2 separate regions of the Homo sapiens genome follow, and region 2 is linked to region 1. The links are chromatin loops, found by intact Hi-C in ENCODE. Cell type or tissue: endothelial cell of umbilical vein. All regions are shown on one strand. Links, peaks and the distances in the headings refer to the core of each region. The heading gives the core; the rest is flanking DNA.

Evidence for each region. A loop is a pair of places that touch in the nucleus more often than their neighbours do. Peaks named below come from ENCODE experiments on the same cell type or tissue, not always from the same donor. Only the 100,000 strongest peaks of a DNase experiment are listed, where the experiment ranks them.
Region 2: a loop joins it to region 1, with 17 times the contacts of the local background. A loop is called at or near these places in 7 of 110 quality-filtered maps.

The regions. Positions count from the first base shown.
Region 1 is chr3:99,109,203-99,121,453 of GRCh38, reverse strand. No RefSeq gene overlaps it. Among named protein-coding and RNA genes, the nearest start is that of LINC00973, 200 kb to the right of the region's middle. In endothelial cell of umbilical vein, for the core only: a CTCF peak has its summit at 6,706; a DNase peak (open chromatin) is centred at 6,693.
Region 2 is chr3:99,520,354-99,532,604 of GRCh38, reverse strand. The region is part of intron 1 of LOC105374007 (a long non-coding RNA gene); the gene reads left to right. All of the region lies in intron 1 of LOC105374005 (a long non-coding RNA gene), which reads left to right. Among named protein-coding and RNA genes, the nearest start is that of COL8A1, 110 kb to the left of the region's middle. In endothelial cell of umbilical vein, for the core only: no CTCF peak of the experiment used is centred there; a DNase peak (open chromatin) is centred at 5,484.

The sequences.
Region 1 (12,251 bases), core at 1,756-9,755:
CAGCAAAGACTCCTTTTCTACTGGCTCTTTACACCCAGGGAATGTTATTTATTTTTAATTTTAAGAAAACCCTGCACCTAAAATCTGCAGCTTTGCATCTTTCTATCCCTCACTCTTCTCTGCTGAAGAGCCATGTGACTTCAATTTCATTCTTCCAACTACCCATAAATCTTTGCCACCACCAAAATTCTGAATATACTCTTGTTTGTACACCAAATGGATGGATATATACTTCAGTCTGTCTCCTTAACCATGTTGCAGCACTAGATACTATTAACTACAATCTCCTTGAAGCGCTCTTTTTTTTCTTGATTTATGCCTCAGTGCAAGGTTACCAGCTGCTGGTAATCCAAACCACTCGAGGTAGTTCAAGGAATAGAACCCAGAAGTAGCGATCTCTCTGGACCTTTGAAGGACTGGAACCAAAAATGATAACCTGAAATTTGTTTCTTTTGTTAAGCACCCTATGCCCGTTGAATCTGTCATAACTTCTCAGATCAGTTTCAGTCGTCTGTCTGGAAACAGATTTTCTCTGCTTTTGCACTGCATGGCTGCCCTGACCCTGTCCTGATTTACATGGCTTCCAGTTCCAAAACTCAGTAAAAGAACTGGAGTCTCCCTTTACAGTTACATCCATCAAGAAGAGGGAATCTGATTGTCTCAGCTTGCATCTTCTGTCAAGTTCTGGCCTCTGGTCAGCTGTAGCCAATAGTTTGGGAGTTTTTCAAGGGAACTGACTTGAATTGTGTGTTCCCTAACATGACGACAGGGAGAACATGATTTGCACCTCTGGAGCAGCTTCTGTGGCTCCCTTCCCTATGATTGCCTCCCCTTCATGACTTTTCTTCTTAGACTCTTACACGTGTTCGTCTTCTTCTAACTAGTCCTTTAGTAGGGGTATTTCCCTCAAGGTTCTGTCCCTGGCCCTTTCTCCACTCTGCATAATCATTCCAAACACCTGACTTCTGCAACTACCCAACACGGACAACTTCCGTACTTGTCTCTTCAGATCTGCAGTCTGTCCTGAGCTCAAGTCACATGCTACACCTGCCTGCTGTCTCTCTGCCTGATGTCCTCATCCACCACGAGCCCAGCATGTCCAGGCTGATTTCACCATATTCATCCCCACCACTGGTCTTCCCACTTACCCTTGGCTTACCACTAGCAGACCCAAAACCTGGTAGGCATCTAATTAGACTGCTGTTTTTGTCTGTATTACATTTTGGCTCTTACTTGAAATTTCATTTGAAATGCAAATCTCAGTTGCTTAAAAAACATGTTAAAACATCAAGTATTTAAAATCTTTCTGCTTAAATAGCAATCAATAATATTGATTGTTAACTCTTTATCATAAATGACTTTAGCTTATATCTTTCCAAATAACAAATGGCTGTGGTCAGGGCACCAGGTCATTGTGGAAAGTGATGCTGGAGAATGCCTTGGAAAGCCATGGAACATTATCTCTCATTTATTATTCACCCCCACCATAGGAAGTAAGCACTATAATTATATTAATTTTACAGGTAAAGAAAGATGCTGATATGTACAGTTTGAATAAACTGTGCAATGTTATAGATCTAGAAAGAGGCCGAGCCAGGCTTTTAACCCATATTGCAGAGCCCAGCCTCCTAATGATTACAATATGCTTCCTCTTTCTGTGCTACAGAAGTTAGCATTTGATTAAGAAAATAAGCTTGGAAGTCAAATAATACTGGTATGAATCACTGCTCACCTACTTGGGCTACTCACAAAACATCTCCATGTTTCCTCATTTGCAAAATGGGAGGATAATAGAGCTCTTGGAGGGCTTTACTGAGTAAAAAAGCATGATGGAAATGGAGTGGAGAACACAGAGCCTTCCACACAGTTAATTTTCAATAAATATTACCTTTTAGTCTAAATGTTGACATGTGGTAGATGGATGAATAGTATGAGTCACAACCTCTGCTCAGCCACTGTGTTAGCCAGGGTTCTCCAGAGAAATAGAATCAAAAGGATATATAGAGATAGGTAAAAAGAGGCTTATTTTGAGGGATTGGCTCACACAGTTATGGGGGCCGAGAAGTCCCATGACCTGCCATCTGCAAGCTGAAACCCCAGGAGAGCTGATGCTGTAGTTTCAGTCCAAGGCTGAGGCCTGAGCACAAGAAAGTCACTGATACAAGTCTTAGTCTGAGTTCAAAATCCTGAAAACCAGAAGCACCAATGTCTAATGAGAGAAGATGATGAATGTCCGTGCTAAAGGAGAAAGAGCATTTGCCTTTGTTCTGCCATTTTGTTCTATTTGGGCCTTCAGTGGATTGCATGATGCCTACCTGCGTGGGTGAGACTGACCTTCTTTACTCAGTCTACTAATACAAAGACTAATCTCTCTTGGAAACACCCTCACAGTCATGCTCAGAAGTAATTTTTTACCAGCTATCTGGGTATCTCTTAGAGCAGTCAAGTTGACACATAAAATTAATGATCACAACCACTAACACTTTGGATTACTTTGGGCAACGTTCTTTAATCTCCAGGTAATCACATTCTAAAAGAAGATGCCAATTCTATAAAATAAGGTTTCTAGTGAGGAAATATCAGTCAATGTGACAGGCAGAAGGGTCTTCAACCTAGATATGATACAAAACAGGCATTGATGGATATTATTTCCTTTTCCCATTCAGATGGCAATGTAAAAAACAGCAGAAGCTAGTCATAGGACCATTATGAGACCCCGAAATTCAATTGGGCAACATGTGGAATTGAATTTATTAAATAACTGTGGTATTGCTACAAGCATAATGAAATGACAGTAAGCCAGCTGGGAATACCAGGAAAATGAGTTACTCAATTCAAACCCATTCAGATCACCCTAAAAAGTGATGGTTAGCCATGCCAGTTTAAACATAGAAAGCACTCAGAATATTTGTGGTTAATTAGAAATTTCAGGATAGTGACAGCATTTCAAGAATCTCCCAATTGTTTGGTCACAGTTTTGTGGGCTCAAACCCAAGACACTACTACAGGAGAATATTGGAGTGCAGATGTCCATCCTCCACCTCTTCAGTTCTTAAGATTGATTTCCCCTGAAACTGCAGAACCAGTGTGGTCCTCTCCTAATATTCATTCCTTCTCCCCTCCAATTTGATTAAGTAAATCAAATTGGGCTATAGAACGCTGATCTCCAAGTAAGGTGGATTAAATCTGATTAGTGTAGCATAACCAACTCTTCTGAAGTGATAGGTCCAGAATAGGCTCTCAATTTTATAGGAATATTTAATTCAGATTTTCCTTGCCGGGAGAAAAAGAGAACATGAACATCCCCTCAAAACTCTTTCCAGGAATGTTATAAAATATTGTACTATCCAACTCTTTAATCAAATGATAGTAGCATTCAAAACATCCTGTACTTCAACATTTTTGTCTAGATCTTTGCCTATGTTACCCAAATGACACCCTTTTTACAAATTCAGTGCAGTGTAGGGGACCACTCTATAGAGCCAGGACACAGACTTTCCATCCAAAAGCCACAACTGTGGGGGGTAGGGGGGTGGGGGGTCATGAAGACATTTCTGACCAGAACTACTAAGTGCTGACCTAATAGCCTTTTTCCCCACCTTCCTCACAAACAGAAGCTTGATTGTATGCCTGGCAATGTATCCAGCTTACACAGTACATTTTCCAGGTTTCCTTGAAGCCAGGGGTGAACAAGGTACTTAAGTGAATATCTGAGAAATTTTGAAGGAGCACTGACTCAGTTAAGAGAGGGAACTTCTCACCCTTTTTCCTTCTCCTCCTTCTTCCTTCCTATTGCCCAAAACTCAGATGTAATCACCGATACTCCAGCAGCCATTTTAGACCAGAAGGAGATCTTGAAGTTAAAACTAATGTTTTAGCTCAGGCTGCCTTAATAAAATGCCACAGACAGGGTGGCTTAAACAACAGATATTTATTTTCTCACAGTCCTGGAGGCTCAAAGTCTGAGATCAGGTGTCAGCATGGTTGGTTTCTGGTGAGGCATCTCTTCCTGGCTTGTAGGCATCTGCTACCACACTGTTTGCCCATGTCTTTTTCTTTGTGAACTCAAGAATTCAGGGCAGAGATGGGTAAGAGAGGGTTTTCTGATGCCTCTCTTCTGATAAAAACAATAAACTAATCTTAGCATATCAGGGCCTATCTTGGTCAGTTTGAGCTATTATAACAAGATACCATAGAGTAGATGGTTTAAACAACATAAAATTATTTCTCACAGTTCTGGAGGCTGGAAGTTCAGGAGCAAGATACTGGCAGATCCAATGTCTGTTTAGGGCCCTCTTCCTGGTTTCCTAACGAGAGTAGGGGAAGCAAACTCTTTCCTGTCTCTTTGTATAAAGGCATTAAACCCATTCACATAGGGTTCTACTCTCATAACTAATTACCTCCCAAAGGTCCTGTCTCTAAATATTATCACATTAAGAATTAGACTTTCAACATACAAATGGGGTAGTGGGGACAGACATTTAGTTCATGGCATGACCTCACCCTTATGACCTAATTTAACTGCCTCCACAAAGTTTCTATCTCCAGATATAGTCACATCGGGGGGTTAGGACTCTGAGCACATAATTCAGTCTACAGAAGATGGGTAGCAGAGTTTCTCTTGTGACACTGATGCCAACATTGAGCCAATATACAGCCTTAGATTGCCTGTCTCTAAATATCCTTTATATGAGGAAAAAGAAAAATTCTTCTATCTTGCTGAGTCATAGAGTTTCTATAGATTCAAACCTAATCCTATATAATACAATATATATTCATTTATTCATTCAACAAAAATATTTGAGAATGTACTATGTCTTGGATACCATGCTGAGTACTAAGAACTGAGAATAACAAGACAAATCAGATTGATCCCTTGGCTCTAATGAGCTCATGGTTTTATGAAGGAGACAAACATGAATAGGTAATTCACATTTTTAGTGTTCTATAATGATCAGAAAGAAAAAGTGAACAAAGTTCTCAAATAAAGCTTAGCCTGAAAGTTTGGGAAAACCTACTCAAAAGTAGGATTTGAACCTATTCTTGAAGGATGCATGGAATTTCAGCAATTTGGAGGTTGAGTGTTCTCGACATAGAAAACAGTAAAAGCCAAGGAATGGAGGCATGGAAGAGTAAGGAATGTTCATTGGAGAGTGGGAATGTTTCTGTAATTAGCGAAAGATGATGGGGGTGGGAGAGGTACCTAACAAAGAAGCTGGAAAAGTAACTGGTGGCAATTGCCTTATTATACCATATTTAGATTTTGGGGATTTACTCTATGGTGATAAAACACATTGTAGATTTTCTACGCAGTGATGTTAAGGAGCAATATTATTAGATTTACATTTTAAGAAGATGATTATGCAGGTAGACTGGGATCAGGGAGACTGGGTAGAGGATGATTATAATAATACTGATGGGATATGATGAGGATATAAACAAGGCTAAGGGACAATAGTTAACTCATTCATTTCAGTTCTAACCTACCTTGTCAAATGAGTTGCTAATCATCTTCAGATTAGCTTGCACGGGCCAGTAGACTCCAACCCAGAAATGTAGCATAAGTTCTTACCGCATTAAATAGCAGCTCTTGAAAAATGGTCTCAGCTGCTATCATTTAAGTGTCATTAAGTGCATGTAGAAAGAGGACATCACTAAGATGGTAAAATAGAAGGTAACCCACTTATATCCCACCACCACAACAAGAATTTGTACCCATCCACAGTCAAAAGTTTCTCTGAGGAGCCTCAGGATTGATGTGGGAGTTTGTGAAGCCCCATTGGAGCCCAAGGCCAGACCTTGAAGGGTCATTTTGAGAGTGTAGACCAACACCCAGGTGTCTAATCCACTGAATCTGTTCCTGAGTTCCAGCTCAAAAACAGCCCAGTCTTCTAAGCCGGTTGGCCACATTTCCATTAGTTTATGAGCCTGCAACCAAAACCATTTGCCAAGGAGTCCAGAGGAATTCCCTCACACTAGTGCCTTGGTAGAGAGGCTCATCTGCCCACTGACAATGGTCTCGACCATGCTTCTGAAAGTTGCCTTCCATGGATCTGCTCCAGTCCCCACTTCATTGAGTTTCCAGTTCAGAGCTGCTTTTGTAAGGACCCAGAGGGAGACTTGACCATATCTCACAGCCTGGCAGTCTGAGTCTCCCTAATGGGCTCACCAATCTCTGTCCCACAGCAGATCCCAAGGGGACTCCGTTTCGGCTCTGGCCCTTCCCTTAGCCTCAGGGAACTATCCAGTTTTGCTAGAAGACATGTGCTCCTCTGAGCAAATCAGACCAGGCTCTCCAGCCTCTGCCACACAGCAGATTCTGAGAGGCCGACTGTTAGCTCCAGCGCACCTCGCTGCAGTCAGGAAACTATTCCATCTATGCAGGGAATTCTTGGGAGACATACACCCCTCTGAGCCAATGAGACTGGGTTCTCCAGCCTATATTCCACAACAGATCCCAAGCAAGGACCATCTTAGCTCCAGCCCCTCTGGCTCCAGTCAGGAAAATATCCTACCGGTGCAGAAACTTGCGGGGAGGCACACCTCTCTGGGTCACCAGAACAGTTTCCTGTACTCAGGTCCCTGGCGACCATTTCTACACAGCTCTAGTATCCTCCTTGGGTCTTCCCTAGGTCCATCTGGCCCCAAAAGCCATATCAGCCTCAGAGTCCTCCTGATACTCTCAGCAAGCCTGGTCTTAGACTGTCCCCTAGTGCTGAGAGAGGTGCAGTGGTCACAGGCTCAGGGAACATAGTGGTCAGTCTGCTTAGAATCCCTGAAAGGCCCTCTGAAAAAGGACAGGCACAAAGCAAGACTTTCAAGACTAAATTAAGTACCTAATCCCTCGATATACAGACATTGTGGCACATCCACAAGCATCTGTGCAAGGAGCATTAAGAACATTCAGGGAAATATGATCTCACTAAATGAACAAAATAAAGTGCCAGAGACCAACCCTAAAGTGATGGAGATGTGTTATCTCCCAGACAAAAAATTCAAAATAGTTGTTTTAAGGAAGCTGAACAAACTTTAGGAAAACACAAAGAATCAATTCAGAAATTTATCAAAGAAATTTAACAGAGAGATTGAAATAATTAAAAGTGTATGTAGAAAGAAATTTAGTGAAGTGATCAGGGGCAGACATAGTGAACATGCCAGTGCAGAGGCAGTCCTCCTACTTGCTGCCTATTTTCCTTGAGTGCTTGGGTTTGCTCCATACTGCCATTCCCCTACCTAGACAAGAGGACCCCAGGTGTGCTGCTCTGTATCCCTGGCCGCTAATTTGGTGCCGTACTCCTACCTTCTGTTTGCTCATCACACGCCTTTATTTTCTAAAAGATCTCCCTATATGAGATACCACTCAAAATAATATTATTTCCAGCTTTGTGTTACATTTCTAAGGCACACATGAATTATCCCTGTGTTCCTAGAAGAGAGTTCTAATTAGATCTCGATACCTGTTTAATTCTGAACTATGAAAACTTTATTCTCATGATCAGTACTTCCCTGAGGTGCTCTTTCTACGGGAGTCTCTTTTTTCCCTTAACATGGTTTCTCTTTCTTGCCCACATGCACTCCTCAGGCATTTGATGGAAGCATACACTAACTCCTTCCTTGGAAGTGATACTGATAAATGAGTATGTATCAGGGGCAGAATGGTGACCAGTTAGCTACAAAGTCAACTTGCAGCAAAAGCACAAAAAGGTTAGCTTTTCTTTGACATCAATAATGAGGACACAATTTCTTATGATATTTCCTTAGAAATTGCAAAGTGCAGAGTGAAAATACAATGTATTTTTAGTTCTTTGCCTTTCCTCATCCGTTGAAAAAGCAAGCAACTTTTTTCTTAAATTTAAAACTCATTAATCACTTCTGGATTACAGATTAATTTTATCTGAACATTTCCATAATGTCTGAATCCACACATCAATTATGTATACACACACACACACACACACACACGTGTATGTGATTTTATTCAAAACCAGGCCATCTAAAAAATTAAAATGGGAGGCTCAAAATAAAAATGGGAGGCTCCAAATAAAACATGATTACTTTCCAAGATTTCCACTGTGTTCTGATTTCAAATATTGAATTTTTTTTCTGGGATCTGTTGTTGTTTAAATTGTCTGTTCACCAAGCCATGTTCTCAGCTGGAGCACTCAAAAGCAGGGACATATTTCTGTATATATTTTTAAGGTTCATTCACATTATGTTTGAAAGTTGCAATAAATCAACTTAATTTGAATCAGTCCATAAGTTTATATGCCTGTCTAAACTTTCTGTTTGAATATAAACCGTAAGTGCATATTTTCCCTTTAATCATTTTTTTTTCTGTTTAAATGCTGTTTCAAGACTTCAATATGTGTTTATTCGCATTGTTGATTTATTCATTCATTCACCCATTCAGCAGATATATACCATGCTTCTTCTATGTGACAGATCCTATATTGGTAAGTGTGGAGATATAAAGACAAATAAGACATGATCTCTATGTTAAAGGGCTCTCAGTCTGGCAGCGGAGTGGGGCTTTGTAGTTCACATAGCATTTTCAAATACTTATTCACCCTCAATGACCATTACAGTGGGTTTCAACTGGAATGCAATGAGAATCACCTGGGAAGCTTTAAAAAATTACCAGTGCCTGGACCCCACCTCCGGAAATTCAGATTTGATTTCTCTTGGGTCAGGCCTGGTCATGGGCATTTTTTAAAAGTTCATGAGATGATTCTACTATGCAGCCAAGATTAAGGACTGCCGTTCTACTGTTATTTAATTGCTGTGGTTCTCCTTGGACACCATACTGTTTCCCATGCCTGAGTTTTTGCTTCTCTATCCCTGTACTTACTACTTTACATTGGAATCCTTTTTCTGGTTTTCAACAACCCTCTCACCCCCTGACACACAGACACAGTTTTGAACTCCATCTTATCCATCTTGTAGACCTGAGTGCCTAGCACAGTACCTTACCCACAGTAGGAGCTCATTGTTTGTTGAACCATCTTCAACTTGATCACAAAATATACTACTTTGTGTTATCTCTTCTACTTCAGCACAAAAGATGAAATCTTCCATCTGATTAGATCTACTATTTCATTTTTGTCTCCTTCTTGCTAAGGACCCAGGGCAATTGCCCTGGAGCAAGGCAGGAGGACAGGAAAAGTGGTACTGTGATGTTCTACACTCAAAATCATCCCTCCTCACTAATTCCTATTGTTTCATACCTCAACTCCCTCTCTCTGTGCTACATTTGGCAGGAAAGTAAGGAATGTGGCCATTGACCTAAAGCAACCCAGCTCATCCAGCCAAGGTTGCTGTCGGGAACCTCAACAGATCTTCATTAAAACAATTTTTCCTACTGACCCTTAAAGATATACCCAGCTGGGTCAAAATTCAAAATATGCACCAAGTTTAGACCTTAACTGTAAAATCTATAGCACTCAATACTTACGAAATTTCTTTCTTGATAATAGATCTTTACAGTGTATTTTTCTAACGGAATGAATGTTGTTCAAATGTGTTAGGGCCATCCCAAGAAATACAAACCAAGTACTTTAATTCTTCAAACAAGTTAAACTATTAGTATTACCAAAACAATTTGTAAAATTTAATAATACAGTAAAAATAAAATATTAAATGCTTTATACTAGTTTCTGGGCTTAAAACTGACTATTTTGTTGTATATGTGAATTTTTATAAACATGAGTAGAATAAAGTTGTTTAACATCATAATATTTAATACCTTTATTTTATTGTTATTTACAAAAATTAACATATGTTACACACATATATATGTAGTATATGTCTATATGTATGTATATGTAGTGTATGCCATAAATACTAACAGAAAACATGCTCTCATAGAGCATTTTAGCTCCAGTTTCCCCACCAGAAGCATTTTAGCTCCACTTCTGCTACCAGCATAAGGACGAGTTATTCATTTGGGCATGCAATGGGGTTTGTATAACAGGAGAAGAAACCTGAAATTATGACTCAGAACTTACATAGCGTGGGACATGTGCCCCTCCTCCTCTCCATAGAGAGAGAAACATTTACCCTGAAATGCAACCAAATTTTCTCTGATTATATTTTTTTTAGCTTTGTGTGCACACTCAAATCTCATCTTGAATTGCAATGCCATAATCCCCACATGTCATGGGAGGGACCAGTGGAAGGTATTTGAATCTTGGGGACAGTTTCCCCCATGCTGTTCTCGTGATAGTGAGTGAGTTCTCAGGAGATGTGATGGTTTTTTAAGTGTCTGGCATTTCCCCTGCTGGCATTCATTCTCTCTCCTGCCACCCTGTGAAAAGGTGCCTTCTGCCATGATTGTAACTTTTCTGAGGCTTCCCCAGCCATGCAGAACTGTGAGTCGATTAAACCTATTTTATTTGTAAATTACCTTCTCTTGGGTATTTCTTCATAGCAGTGTGAGAACAGACTAATACATCTGGGAAATGGAGGGGAAGGGCTTGACCATGGAACGTAAGCAAGTGGCTCTGGAGAGATGAGTCTCTAAATCTTTCTGGAGCAATGCACCATTTCTACTTTCCAGCACATATTTGCTATTGAAACCTGAGCTATACAAAAATATAAAAGTATTCATGGAGAACTGTCTCCCAATAAAAAATGTACAGATATTTTCTGTAAATAATTTGTAACATTAACCCAATGTTCTTTCCTTTTTGTAGACCCTAGTGTTTCATGAATTTCCACACATTCTGGACACTAAGCTAGAAGTAGCCACATATCCACTCAATAGTGACAGAAACAACACCATATGAAGCAAAGCCGGGATTCCTACATTTAAAATTCTGAATCAAAGCATTAGAATATTATAATTTGGCTGCCAGATTGTTGAACATTCTGGATTCAGTGGAATACAGAAATAAAATGGTTTTCGGCTTTTTTTTTAAACGACTTTCACTATGCCAGGAGGGCTGTTCATTTACCACCTCTTTGTAAAATCTCAGTCAATTTCCATAGTTTTCCAGCCACTTCCAGTTATCAAAAAGTTCGATCCAATTTGTCATTTCAAACTTTAGTCTTTTATCCACGCTTCCTCTAGTTCAAGTTAGCTGTGGCCTGAAGAATATGGAATAAGGAAGGGGCATGGAGTGCTCCATTAACTCATCTTTGTTCCCTTGCTGAGTCCCCTTCTCTTGTGGCATGTGGGAAGCAGACAGGAGAAACGAAAGATTGGAAGCAAACGTTTCTTACTTATCTATAGCTACAGCAGTCCTCTCTGTGAGATGATCTTGATATGATGGCCCTCGAATGGACACATAAGTGGGATCTTTAGATGACCCTTGTTGGGTCTTCTAACTAAAATTTCTGCCTGAGGATATTTGGTCTAGATTGACATTGTCAATCTCCATAAGTGTCTTCCTATACTCATTCAACCCACAGCCTCTTGCTTCTAGGTTGCCTTTGCCTGGAAGATACTTTGCCTATGAGTATTGCATCCATCCTGCCATGACAGGGGGAGTGAGGTGTACCCCTGCTCCATTTTTATCCCCTCCCTCATTTATGCCATATTTCTCCAGTTCCTTTTCTTTTGCTTAATTCCACACAGAGAGCAGCTCAGCAAGTTATCCACCTGGGCATACATCCCACAGAGAATGAGATGCCAGTGGCTGTCTCCTCTAATCTCTAGGATTGGCTCCTTTGGATCTCTTGACTCAGGGAAGGAAGTGATTCCTCAAGGAACCACTATCTATCGCTTCTGTAGAGGAAGTAAAAGTGTTTCAGTTATCTCTGCTTAGACTCCAATTATTCTCAAATTTCTGTAGTCTGTATAGTTTCTGCTCATATAGATAGGTAGTCAGGATACAGTGATGTTTGAAGTAAAACAGCCAACTTGGTCATCTTTTAATAAGACCTGAAAAGGTCTGGCCCCAATAGTACTCATTAAGTAACCTTATTAGAACATGGGGATTCTATGTGTCCTTCTGCTTCTAATTCTGGATCCCTGTTTCCAATTCTGGAACAATAGCAAGTCTCACTTGACAATGTGTTAGGTAGGGTAACAAGTCCCTTAGTTTCTTAGTTAAGGGACAACTAATTAGAATTGTTCTTATTGGAATTATTCTATATATTAGAATTTCTAGTCTTAGACTGCTTCTGATACATACAAATGCATTCTTTTTATTTACATCACCAAATAATCTGCCTTCTGCTATTCAAAATTTTATTAAACACTGCTTTTCCTAAGCTAAGTAATTAATCAGGCTAATGTAATTTAATGCCAA
Region 2 (12,251 bases), core at 2,390-10,389, 410 kb before region 1:
TGCTTGCTGTGCCAATGGTCTTTTTTCTGTTTGCTTTCAATTCCATCTCCCTCCCTTTCCCTGTAGGTTACAAGAGAACACCATGTGAACTGCATTCCCAGGCTCCCTTGCCGGGTGACTTTCATCTAAAGTTAGCCAGTAGGGGGCACTGGGAAGATGCTGGAAGGAAGGAGCACGGAAGAAGGGAGGCTACTTCTACCCAGCCCTCTGCTCCTGGTGGAAGCTCTGGTCCAGTCTCCTCTGTGCTTTAACTCCCTCTTTAGTCCCAGCTTTCAAGAGGCAGTACTGTCAGAGTTCCAGCATTTTTGGTGGGCCCAGTGCTTAGACCCTAGGAATATCATCCTCTCCTTTTGTCCTTCCAGCTTAGGGATATTAGCAACTTTCCACTGTTAATAATTTTTTGATGGCACCTTCCTTCATTTACTCTTTCAGCTATTCTAATACCTTTATAATTAGTTCCCACATTAAATTATCTTATTTAATTATTATATGTCAGGACTCTGTATTGCTAGCTGGGCCCTGACCGATAGAGTCACTATTGAAAGTGAGATATTTCTAGCTCCTATATTTTAAAAGTTATTATTTGTGTATAGGATAACAATTAATTTTATGTATGATTTTTATTATTTATAATCTTATGTATTCCCTTATTTTCTTTTTGAAGTTATTTCTAAAGGTTTAACCTGATGGCCTTGGCTGGAAATTAAAACCAAGATCCCTCAAGCCTTCAACCTCCTAATATGGCTGTTTCAGTTTGATTTCCTGTTTGACTTGAATTGTTTGAGAATGTTTCAGTTCTTGGTTTGTTGGCCTTAATTGTTATTGCAAATTTCTTATGTCTGGCATCATAATTAAAAACTATTATCTATGTGTGGCTCTTACGGAAAATCTTAATACATTTGCTAGTGTGAAATAGTATAGGTGACATTCTTTAATTATAATACAAAATTTATGGAAATTTTCTTTATGGGCTATTACCTGCCAACTTTAACACATTTTCCATTTGTCTTTAAAAGTTGCTTCATTTGATTTTATATATGTGTGTATGTATATAACATCCATATTATTATGTTACTTATTTTTTTCTGTATTGGTACTTATTTTATTTTATTATTTTTTTTGAGACTGAGTTTCGCTCTTGTTGCCCAGGCTGGAGTGCAGTGGCATGATCTCAGCTCACCGCAACCTCCACCTCCCAGGTTCAAGCAATTCTCCTGCCTCAGCCTCCCGAGTAGCTGGGATTACAGGCATGCACCACCATGCCCGGCTAATTTTGTATTTTTAGTAGAGACAGGGTTTCTCCATGTTGAGGCTGGTCTTGAACTCCTGACCTCAGGTGACCCACCCGCCTCTGCCTCCCAAAGTGCTGGGATTACAGGCGTGAGCCACTGCGCCCAGCCGGTACTTATTTTAAATCTATATCATTTGTCAAAGATTGTGTGTATGTTTTGTATTACTATCCATTTATGTCTACTTCCAGTTTTTGGCATTATGCATTTTTATGTTATATTATTTGGTGCATAGATATTAAGGATAGCTAGGTAGCTAGGTCTTCATTATGGAGTATATACTTCATCATTATCAAGTCCCATTCTTTGACAAATTTAATAACTTTTGCCTTGAAATTGTAACTTGCTTTTTAATTAAAATGTCCTGGAATGTTTTTCTCTAATACATCTTTGAATTTGTTTCTAATTCATTTACTTCTCTTCATGGATATGCATATTGGATCTTATTTATTTGTCTTCCATATTAATTTTAATTTATCTTTAATTTTTCTTTCCAATGATTTCGAATTATTTTTCTCTCGTTCATTTTACTCGGTGTTCTCAAGTCTAACTTCCATAATTAAGTCTGTATTTTTGGTGACATCCATTAAAAGATGTCTGCTTCTAAAGTGGATTTTATTTCTGAATTAATCATATTTATTTCTTTTATTTCCTTGCTAAATTCTGCTAGCTTACTTTTATTGTCCTTCTATTGGCTTGTCTTTTCTTCTTTGAGCCATTCTGTCTTGTTCTAAATATTTCTTCAAAAAGGCTTTATTTAAAATTTTTTTCAATATCATTGAAAATTATTTGAGGAAATAATATATTTCTTCTATAATTGTTACATTTAATTTGTGTGCCTCTTTTGTATAATTTTTTAATTTTTTTCTTGTAGTATCTCTATATGTTGTTTTTATTCCAGCTTCTTTCTGATATTTTTCTCATCTTTAAATGGGGCCATTGTTTCGGGGGTAGCTAGCTATTTGCTAAACAATAGTCTGAAAAAGGGCTGGGGAAGTAAGTTGGGGCAGAAGATAGCTTTATTATGGTTCTGCTGTTTCAATTCTTTTCCCAAAGTTTCTGCTAGGGGACAGATTTTTGCTCACTTCTTTCACAGATGTGCCCTTTCAGTTTGCTTATCTTGCAATGGAGCAATGTGTTGGAATTCGTATTTATTAGTTTTACTTTAGCAATTTTGAACAGCAACTGTTACCCACCATCTCTCCTTGCCATACTGCCAGCCTAGTAGTTTGAAAGATGGTGTGTCTGCCTCCTTCATCATTTGGCCCCACATTGCCTGTCACTCTACAATTTGCTGTTTCAAATAAAAAAATCCCTGGTCAGGCACCTTAGGGCTGTGTCTCTTTCCTTTGTAGAATTCCATGCTCTGCCTGAGGTCTGTTAAGGTATGCATCTATTATGCTCAATTGAATCCAAATCTCACTGTATTCCTCACAGTTTTTGGTTTGGTATTGTAGTAGCTAATATAATTTAAAATGGAATTTCCTTGTTTTTATTTTTTTCTTATTGTTATTTTCAGCCAATTTCAGAGAAGAGAATAGACGTAGAAGCATCTTTACTTTGCAATCTGTAACTGTAAGTCTGTAGGCCAGTTGCTGTCAGAATGGTAACAAACATTGCTGGGTTCACTCCCAACAGTTTCTGATAAAGCAGTTCTCTGGGAGGGTCCTAGAATTTGCATTTCTACAAGTTCCCAGGTAATGATGAGGTTGTTTGACTATGGGTCATACTTTGAGAACCCCAGCTTTAGGTTATTTATATAATAGCAGCACCATCTCTAGGCTTACCTAGTAAGAGATAGATTTGAATCACAAGTCATAAATGTCAGATGGAATTTTACTGAGTTCTTAATCACTATGTGTTTTGTAAGACTGCTGTGTATAGACTTTCTTAAAGGTCAGTGAAAATGTCTAGGGCTATTGACTCGGTGGAAATAGTTTTGTTCATTTTTTTCCTCAAATAACCAATTTTACTCAAGATTGAGCTAACTCTTTTCCTGGCTGGTCTCAAGTTTTCTAAATGTAATTAACACTCAGACTCATGTGTTTAAAGTATATTTAAACAGGTACTTCTTTGCTCTGAACTTCTATCCATAGTTTTTAGCTTTGAACTACTCAGTAGATAGCTGACATATTGAACTGAGCTCTACCCATGTATTCCACCTGAATGCTTTTCACTCTGGCCAATGTATTTTCAGGTTTGACAATTTGATGACTTGCTCATCTCTATCTCAATTTTCCTATCTTTCCCAACATAGGACAGAGATTGGCCCAGTAAATGCCATGTTTCAAGCAGCAGAAAGCCCAAACACACTTAAAACTCAATGATTCAGGTTAATCTAGAGAAAACTAGAGATTCGATAGAGGTAATGAATTTTCTGGCTATGTATTAATAATGAAACCTCTGTAGTTATAATAAGCTTTAATTGGGTGAAAGATTTACTTAAAACTTAAAAATTCAGAAGCTGCATCTGGGGAAACAATTTAATCTTTTGTTGGTGGTTCATGTTAACTTTTTTCAATGGTGTCATTTCTGCTGCCCATAAATTGTAAGCTGCTCTACATACAGAGTTCAAACCTGAATCTATGCTGTGAGCTGAAGGATAATTCTGGCATTTGTTAATCTACACCAGAAATGCCGATCTGTAATAATGGGAAGCTTTGATGACTGGAAAGTACTATAATCTCCTTTAAAAAAAGTAATGCTGTCAATTAGAGGAAGGCATAATGGGTCCTTAATTTTAGCAGGGGTTCCAGAAGCATTTACTGAGTTTAAACCAAGTTCAGAGCCATGTGCCTGGGAAAACTATTTGAAGATATGCACAGTTGTCAAAAGAGCCAAAAGAGCAAGGGCATCATAGCATTTTCAGGTCTTTTACACTGTTTTTTCTCTTTACAATCCCTGTCTGATAGACCCAGCCCACAACTACATAGATAGCTATAAGTGATTTACCCATTAAGATGAAGAAGAAAAATAATTAAGGATCAAGTAAGAGGGTTGCTTTAAAAATCAGCCAGAATAAATTTAAAAAAGAAAAAATTGGCTAAATAACAAGATGACAACTGTCAGGCCTCCCAAAATACTGTTGTTCTTTAGGGCCTGACCCCATGGTTTTGGATGTAGCCTGGGTTATGAGTGCTGCTGAGTGTTTGCTACTACAGACTTACTCTATACCCTGGCCAGCCACCACAGCCTCTGTCACTTACATGGGAAAGACACTTTTCTCCTTTATTTAGTGAAAGACTGCTGTGGCACTCACTTGGTGAAACTAGATTAAAGCTGTACAGTTATGTGATAGTTACCTTCCCTAACTTCCTGGCATGTCATTTCAACAGTGTGCCTCCCTCCAGGGGGGCTATAGGCTTCTCAACACATGGCCGTAGAATTTCTGCTTGTGCCTGGGTGAAGCCCCCAGGCCGTGATATTTGTCCATTTTATATTCCCATGTGCATATTTTCTTTTCTCAGTTGTGCCATTATCTAATAGAAGTCTGTTTGTGTTTCTCACTGAAAACACACTATTAATATTAATAACAGTAGCAACTGCTTTACTTACTGTTTGTCATCTCTAATTTCCATAACAATTTCAGTAGCACAGTTCTTAATATCTCCACTTCACAGATAAGAAACTAAGGTTTTGAGACAAGATCTTGTAGCTAGTATCTGGTGTTACCAGCGTTCAAAATTAGCTTTTTCTGAATCCAAAAACCCATAGTTTCTTCCCTATACCCCTCTATGATATTGCTTTGTCTTGCTTTATATTATATGGGAAAAGTAGAAGCAGAAATTACTTTCCTTTGCATTTCTAATGCAATACTGTGGTCTATAGCAGGAGGTTAGTGTAGCAGGATGACTTGCTAATTTCCAGAAACCAAAGTGAAGAATGGGCTAACTCAGAGATTCAAAGTAGCCTTGGGATGATTTTTCAAACCCTCAGTCCAAGAAGAATGACAGAGATTGAGCCCACATAAACCTGGTTGACAGAAAGCTGCCCATAGTGTAGGTGGTTAATTTTGTACAACTGAACTTAGAGCTTAGGATAGGAACATCTGACTCCAAAAAGGGGCTGACCAGTTGAAAAAGTCCACAGTCCTTACAAATCTCAGAGATTTGACCAGGGAAGCAGAAAGCGGATTTAGCTTGGCATGTGAAGCTGCCGAATGAAAACATTTCAAGTATGCAACCTAGACTTGTTTTTTCCCCCCTGAAAAGGACTAATATGGAAATCTCAGCTCATAGAGACCCCTCCGGAAGTTCTTCACATTACTGTGAGTATCATTCTTTCTCATAAGCTAAATGTACATGCAGCTAAGGAATAAAGCATTCTAGCTATGTATTTGTTAAAGATTAGGTCTGCACTGGAATTTTATAGCATCAATGAGAGAGAGAGAACGAAACAAAACCCCAAAAAGATAACATTGAATTAAAGTGCAGGTACTAGTCTGTGAGTGCTAAGTCTCAAGATTAACTGACCAGTCAAAAACTAAGACCAATTTGCTTTCCAAGGCCTGGATGTCTAGGCTACTCTATCTAATCAACACAGCCAGTAGTTATTTATAAATATTGATGCCTTTATTTAAAAAGTAGAGAAAAAACTCACCAGAAAAAAAAAGGAATCAGAGTATTTCATAAAAGCTTTGCAAAATACAAATATAAGAATAATTATTAGGCCCGTGAACTCATAATTAACTTCTCTTTTCCCACCTCCTTCTACTTTGTAGTACTTCTCACAGTAAGAAATTTTGGCAACAAGAGCATTTATTTACAGCAAACAGAATTTGTTCACAGAACACAGATTTTTATGAAAAATGAACAGAAACAACAACAACAGCAATAAAAGCCCAAAGGGGGAAACAAGAAAAATAAAAGAGTAACTGAATTCCTTTAATCCCTATATTCTCTGTGTCCTCCCTGAATTCATATGTTGAAATTCTAACCTCCAATATAAGGGTATTAGGAGTAGGAGGTGGGGCCTTTGGAAGATGATTAGGTCATGAGGGTGGAGCCCTCATGAATGAAATTAGTGCCCTTATAAAAGGGACTCCAGGGAGCTTTCTAGTCCTCTCTCTGCCATGTGAGGACAAAGGAGAAGCTGGCAGTCTGCAGCCCAGAAAAGGGTTCTTACTGGAAATGACCATGCTGGCACCTTGATCTCATACTTCTAGTCTCCAAAACTGTGAGAAGTAAAATTTTCTTACTTATAAGCCACCCAGTGTATGATACTTTGTAATGGCAAGCTGAACTGACTAAGGTACTATAGCCAAAGTGAATGTGATTTTTGACGCTTGTGTTCTTGATCTGTTGGCTGCGGCAGGAGTGTGGACAGAGGCTCATCTTTAATGCCTCTGAAGCAGGCTTGGCTTCTCTCTTCCATGTTGTCCCATGGCACTTTGTACATAGAGTGATGTCACTCATATGTACACACTCATTTTTCTCAGAACGCAGAAATATATGGAGGTCTGAGGTTGAATCTCATATGACTTCCTAAAGAAGGTCTGTCCTTTATAGTTGCTTTACTCATTACTGCTAAGGAACTTTTTACATTTCTTGATATCCCCTGTCATTTTTGTTTTGTTTTGGCGTTGGGGGAAAGCAGATGTAGGATTGAACAGGGAAGGCGGAAGCAAGAAGATGAGGATGGCCACTCTCATTTGCTTCAGTTGACTGTTTTCAATTCCTATTGTTAGAGAAGTGAGTGTGAAAGAACTGGCTATTCAAGAGAGTGTTGGAGATTCTGGCAAGCAGAGATTCTTCGGAGCCCAGGTGGAAAGTGAAGCGCTGAGTTGGGGAGAAATGCTCATGCCTTCTGCAGACTGTAAGTTTTGGGAGCTTCTGGAGGCAACTCCCTTGGCAGGCGTGTTGGAGTTCTCCGGGCCAGCAGTGCCAGAAATGAGGATTCTCAGGCCTGAGTCTGTGCATCATAGGATATCATGCTGCTGCTTTAAGCAACTGAGCTTCTTCAATTTTTTGAGGAGTCCTTGGCCACTCCAGGCTCTTGCTTCTCCATGACAAGGGGCAGAGCAGAGATAGCTTCTGACTTAGAACCTCAGATGGATCAGTCAGCCATGGACTATTCCCATCTTTGCTATGAGAAGTGGCTTTCTGGTGGGGATTGTGTTGAGGGTTGGGTTGTTCTGATTACAAGAAGAGCAGAGACTCTGCAGAGGGGTGGAGAATGTTTTAGCCAATATTGTCCAAATCCATTCCATTTCGAGGTAAATGGGGAAGAAACAAAAAGACCCACATAGTAATCTCCACAGAGAACCACACTGAACCTTTGTAGGCAGGTAGGAAGAGAGTTATCTCCCCTTTCCTTTACTCCTCCCCTCTCCTCTCCACCCTCCCTTTTTCTCTTCCATTCTCTCCTCTCCTTTTTTTTCTTCTTCACCTCTTCTCTCCTTTCTTTTTTTACTTTCTCTCACAGTTTATGTTTCTAAGAAGCAAATGTTAAAAGTAACAGAAAACAGTGAACTATAATCCTTGTCAGCTTTGATTGAAACTATATTAGTCAGTTTCCAAGGAGGAACACAGGAAACTCCCTGAGTATGTAAAATAGTGGAAGCTTAATAGAAGGACTTGATTATATGCATGATGAGAGATCTGAGAAATGAAACAGAAGATAGAGAGGCAACCCAGAGATTAGCAACAAAGAAAGCCATGCCAAGAGAGACTAAGGGAGGGACATTTTTATGGGATCCCAGGGATTGAGGGTCATCCAGTGGAATTTGGAACTGTGGCTTGGCCTTTCCTGCCATGAAGGCATGCTGGAGACACAGCCTGAAGAAAACAGAGAGGTAGAAATATCGGGCATTTCCTTTTTTCCTGCTCTCCAATTTCCCCACAAGTTACCTCTCTTTAGCAAATGCCAGAGGCCCACTGGGAACTTGGGGAAGGCAGCCTGCAGGAGTCAGCACATCCTTGTTACAGAGCAAAACATGGTGCCAGGGAAGAATAGATTTGAGAACAAACACACAAAGGAGCATCCTGCTCTACTTTATAGGAGGAGGCTTCTAGGTAATGTGACAGAGGGTGTGTGTGTGTGTGTGCGTGTGTGCACGTGTGTGTGTGTGTGTGTGTGTGTGTTATGAGTGGTGGTGGTGGTGCGGTGGGAGTTTCTCAAATTGAGAGAAATTTATAACTTTACTGCTAGAAGAGTTTATGCTGGCTTGATACTCAACTTTCAGACCAAGAGATCATATTCAAAGTGAATTCATTTCACAGACTTCAATAAACATTACACTCTGCCACCAGTTCAACTGAGCTTATCTAAGATTGTATTCAAAATGAGTGATAGAAGATAGAATTTTTTTTCTAAAATGCGGAAACAGCCAAACAGTTGAATCAAATGATGCTTGGTCTTTACACTGAAATGGTAATACTCATTTCTCTTTATAGTAATTGTGCAAGAATTAAACTTAGAGGAAGCAGATGTGTTTAATGTATTCATGATGTTGTCACCAAGGATAGCAAATTCATTTGGATAAAATACAAATTTGCATAAAGGTTAACATAAAAATCAACTATTTAAGCATTGAAAATATTTAATTAATCTTTTTTTCTTTTTTATTTTTATGTGTCTCTTGCTTTTTCTGTTTTCAGCCAAGAGAGACAGTACTGAAATGTCATTTTAAAAATGTTGATTTTGCAGTATTTCTCTGCCCTTGGGAACAGGAAATACCTAGAATTCTGCTAGTAAGATGGTTCTCATGAAATGTCTAGTGTAATTTTTATAATGAGGGGGATTAAATATGTTTGGATGAATATCCAACTTTGAGAACTTTGTCACCCTGATACTTCAGACCCATTGACGTTTTCCCAAAATGTTCCCTCTTCCATATGTTAGGGAATTACATTTAAGAGCGAGTAATGAGGATAATTGAGTCTGTGCTGGTTTTGGATTTCATACTCCTTATGAATGTGAAATAGATTAAATAAAGGACACTTGAGAAGTAATGAATTCCAAAAATAATATCAATTGTTGTACCAAAAGCTGAGCAAGTGACTTTTCTACAGCATTAAAGTGGTGTTGACCTTTTCTCTTCAGAAAGAGAGAAGTTGGGGCTAGGTAGTAAGTAACAGTCAGCTGTCTAAAGGCCTCTCAGGCTACCTAGATAGCATTTTGGCTTGCATAGTGATCTGGCCATCTGCGCCATCAAACTGATTTAGCAATAAATTCATAAAACAATGTTACATAAAGGCCAAAATTGAAAAAAAATTATGCTCGTCTCCTGTCTTTCTTGTATCATGGAAAAGAATTTTCTATCTTTTTGGTATTTAGTTACTTGAGATCCATTCCTTATGCCTACAGTTATTCTTCCTATAGATGATTTGATTGGCTTAGTCAACATTTGAGAGGTGAAAAAAGCAAATTAATGGTCAGTGTGCCCACAGTGTTCTAGTCACTATGTGAGGTGCTTGGTAATGCTTAAGATACAGAAAAGGCATTGTGATATTGGCAAATGGATAGCTTGTTTTTGTCACAGCTGCAGGCTACACTCAGTTAACACTACTGGAAGTAAATGTTGGAGTGTAGGCGACATAGCTTAATGAGGTTAACATGAGCTTTGGAGTTGAGTGAGCCTTTGCCTGTTTATTCTCAAGTTCCTTCCCTTGTATCCCTATCTGTATTGGAGAGAAGCTATTCTTGTGAATTAGTTCCAAGACTTCCTTGCTAATCAGCTTCTCCCTAGAAGTGGCATTGGAGGGCACTGGTAGGAGATAGGAGGGTGGGAGGAAGAGATAACCTAGGGTGCTTGCCTCCATATCTCTTTGCTTTTAGTAGTGACTGTGTCTCTTGTGAAGCTCCAGCTCCTGCCAGGCAGCTTGTTCTTCCATGGCCTCAACTCCCACCGTGTGAGTCTGTTTCATTTCAGCTTCTACGGCATATACATCCTGAGCTTTAGTAACCTCATCTCTTCCTTTGTTTGTCCAACTCTGGGGATGATAGAGCCTCCAGTTGAAAATTCTTGGTTGCTTCCTCTTCCAATATTTACTCTTTGGGATCTTCTAACACCTTTGTGACTAATACCCTATGGTAAACTCCCTCTTGAATTTCTGAGTTAAAAAACACAGGCATTATGTTCTTGGCTACACCATGAATGATACAGAGTCTGATAGATTCAAGTTAAAGTCTGTGTTTGACCTGTCATGAGCAACACATTTGGACAAGTTATTTAAACTGTCCAAGGCTGTTTTCTCATCCATATAGTGGGGTTAATACTAACCTCCAAAAATTGTAATGGAGCTTAAATGAAATTTTTATCATGGTACCTGGCACATTGCAGCATCCAATGAATCTTAGTTCTTAATCCTATAATTAAAAAACTGGGGCACTGTTCTCTAAACTAATACAGAGACTCATAGGGGAACAAGAAAAGCATCATGATCGTATGAGTAAAACATCCATTTAAGAGGGTGTGTGGGTTGTTGGAAAGGTCATGGAATACAAATTGGAGTTGTTTGGACATACTGACTATGGAGAAGAGCAGATTGTCTGGGAGAAATAGATGAGACAAGGGTGTATTCCAGGGAAAGGGTCAACTGGGAGGCAAAAGTAAATGTTGGCTAAAAGACCTTAAGGCGTGCCTGTGGAACAAGAAGAGTGGGTAGCAAGTAGTTACAAAAGCTGAGGGCACATAAGGATAGCTTCTCACTGTGGGAACCATAAGAAGATTAATGTAAACCCAAAGTATCAGGGGAGGGTATTCCCTTATGTAAAAGGAAGTAATGCTCTTTATACAGTTTTGATAATGTATTTGCAACATGACATAAGAACTCTCTTATGGCATATTTAGTAATTGGAAATGGGAAGCTATTTAAGCAGAAAAAACTTTTAAATTTACCCCAACTTATGGAACCACATTCAAGGAAAACCTTTGATAGTTGTCCAAATCTTAATTGTCTTAGATGTGTTCTTAACCTCCTTTCTTTTACTGGAAACATCATGTAGAGTAATATAGTTTATTCATGTGACAGACATGGGATTTACGATATGTTCCATTTGTCTGAGGCTGCAATGGAAGAACATTTGTAAATATGTTTACAGGGTGACATGAGGTTGAAAGGTAGGTGCTCAATTAATGAAGGTTTATTTAATTAAATGTGTATTAAATAAAATCATTCGCAACATGAGATGACACATTTTTCAAAGATTTAACAAGAGAATTACACAGAAACTGCACCTGCATTATGAAATAATGAACTTGAGACTACAAAATTTGACACAAATGTAAGATATTGTTGTTATTCGAAAAGTAGCTTGAGTAACATGACAAGAGTTCTTGGCATTAAATAATAATCATAATTTCGATCTGGTAGAGAAGGGAGTGTAAGGTGTTTGTATCTTTGATTCATATTTCAGTAAACCATGGTACAAGTGTAGTGGGCCTGGAAAATACAAATCCAAAGCAGACTTGAGTCTGCTTTTGATGATCCAACATTTGGGTGGGATGCAAACATTCCAGTTCAAGGTATGTAACAGACTGTAATAGCAACACAATAAAATATACACATTAGGTCTTTCTCTCTACAAGGCTTGCCCTTTTCCTGGCTGCAGAGAGCAAGAGGATTAACCTGCCCCTCCCCTAAACTGGCTCACACTATCTTTATCCTCAGGCTAAATCTGATACCAAGGAGACTGCATATACAGTTGCTTTGGGTCCACTGCTTGACAAAGGAAGCCCCATTCTTTGTATGTAGAGGGATATAGTACTTACTTCTGTTAGCTACCATGAGGGACACCTGTTGCCTTTGCTATTTGGGAAAACTAGAGATAACTTCTCACTCATAAGGTTGTACTCTTCAAGAGTATTGGGAATACTTAGGAATATATATTTGGGGATAAAGACATGGAAATTTAAAGCCAGAAGAAAAATTCCGGTGACTCAGTCTTATTTACACAGAGATTGAAGTTAATATGTTTAGTTAACCTATAATAAACTATATAACCTGTATAACCTATAAA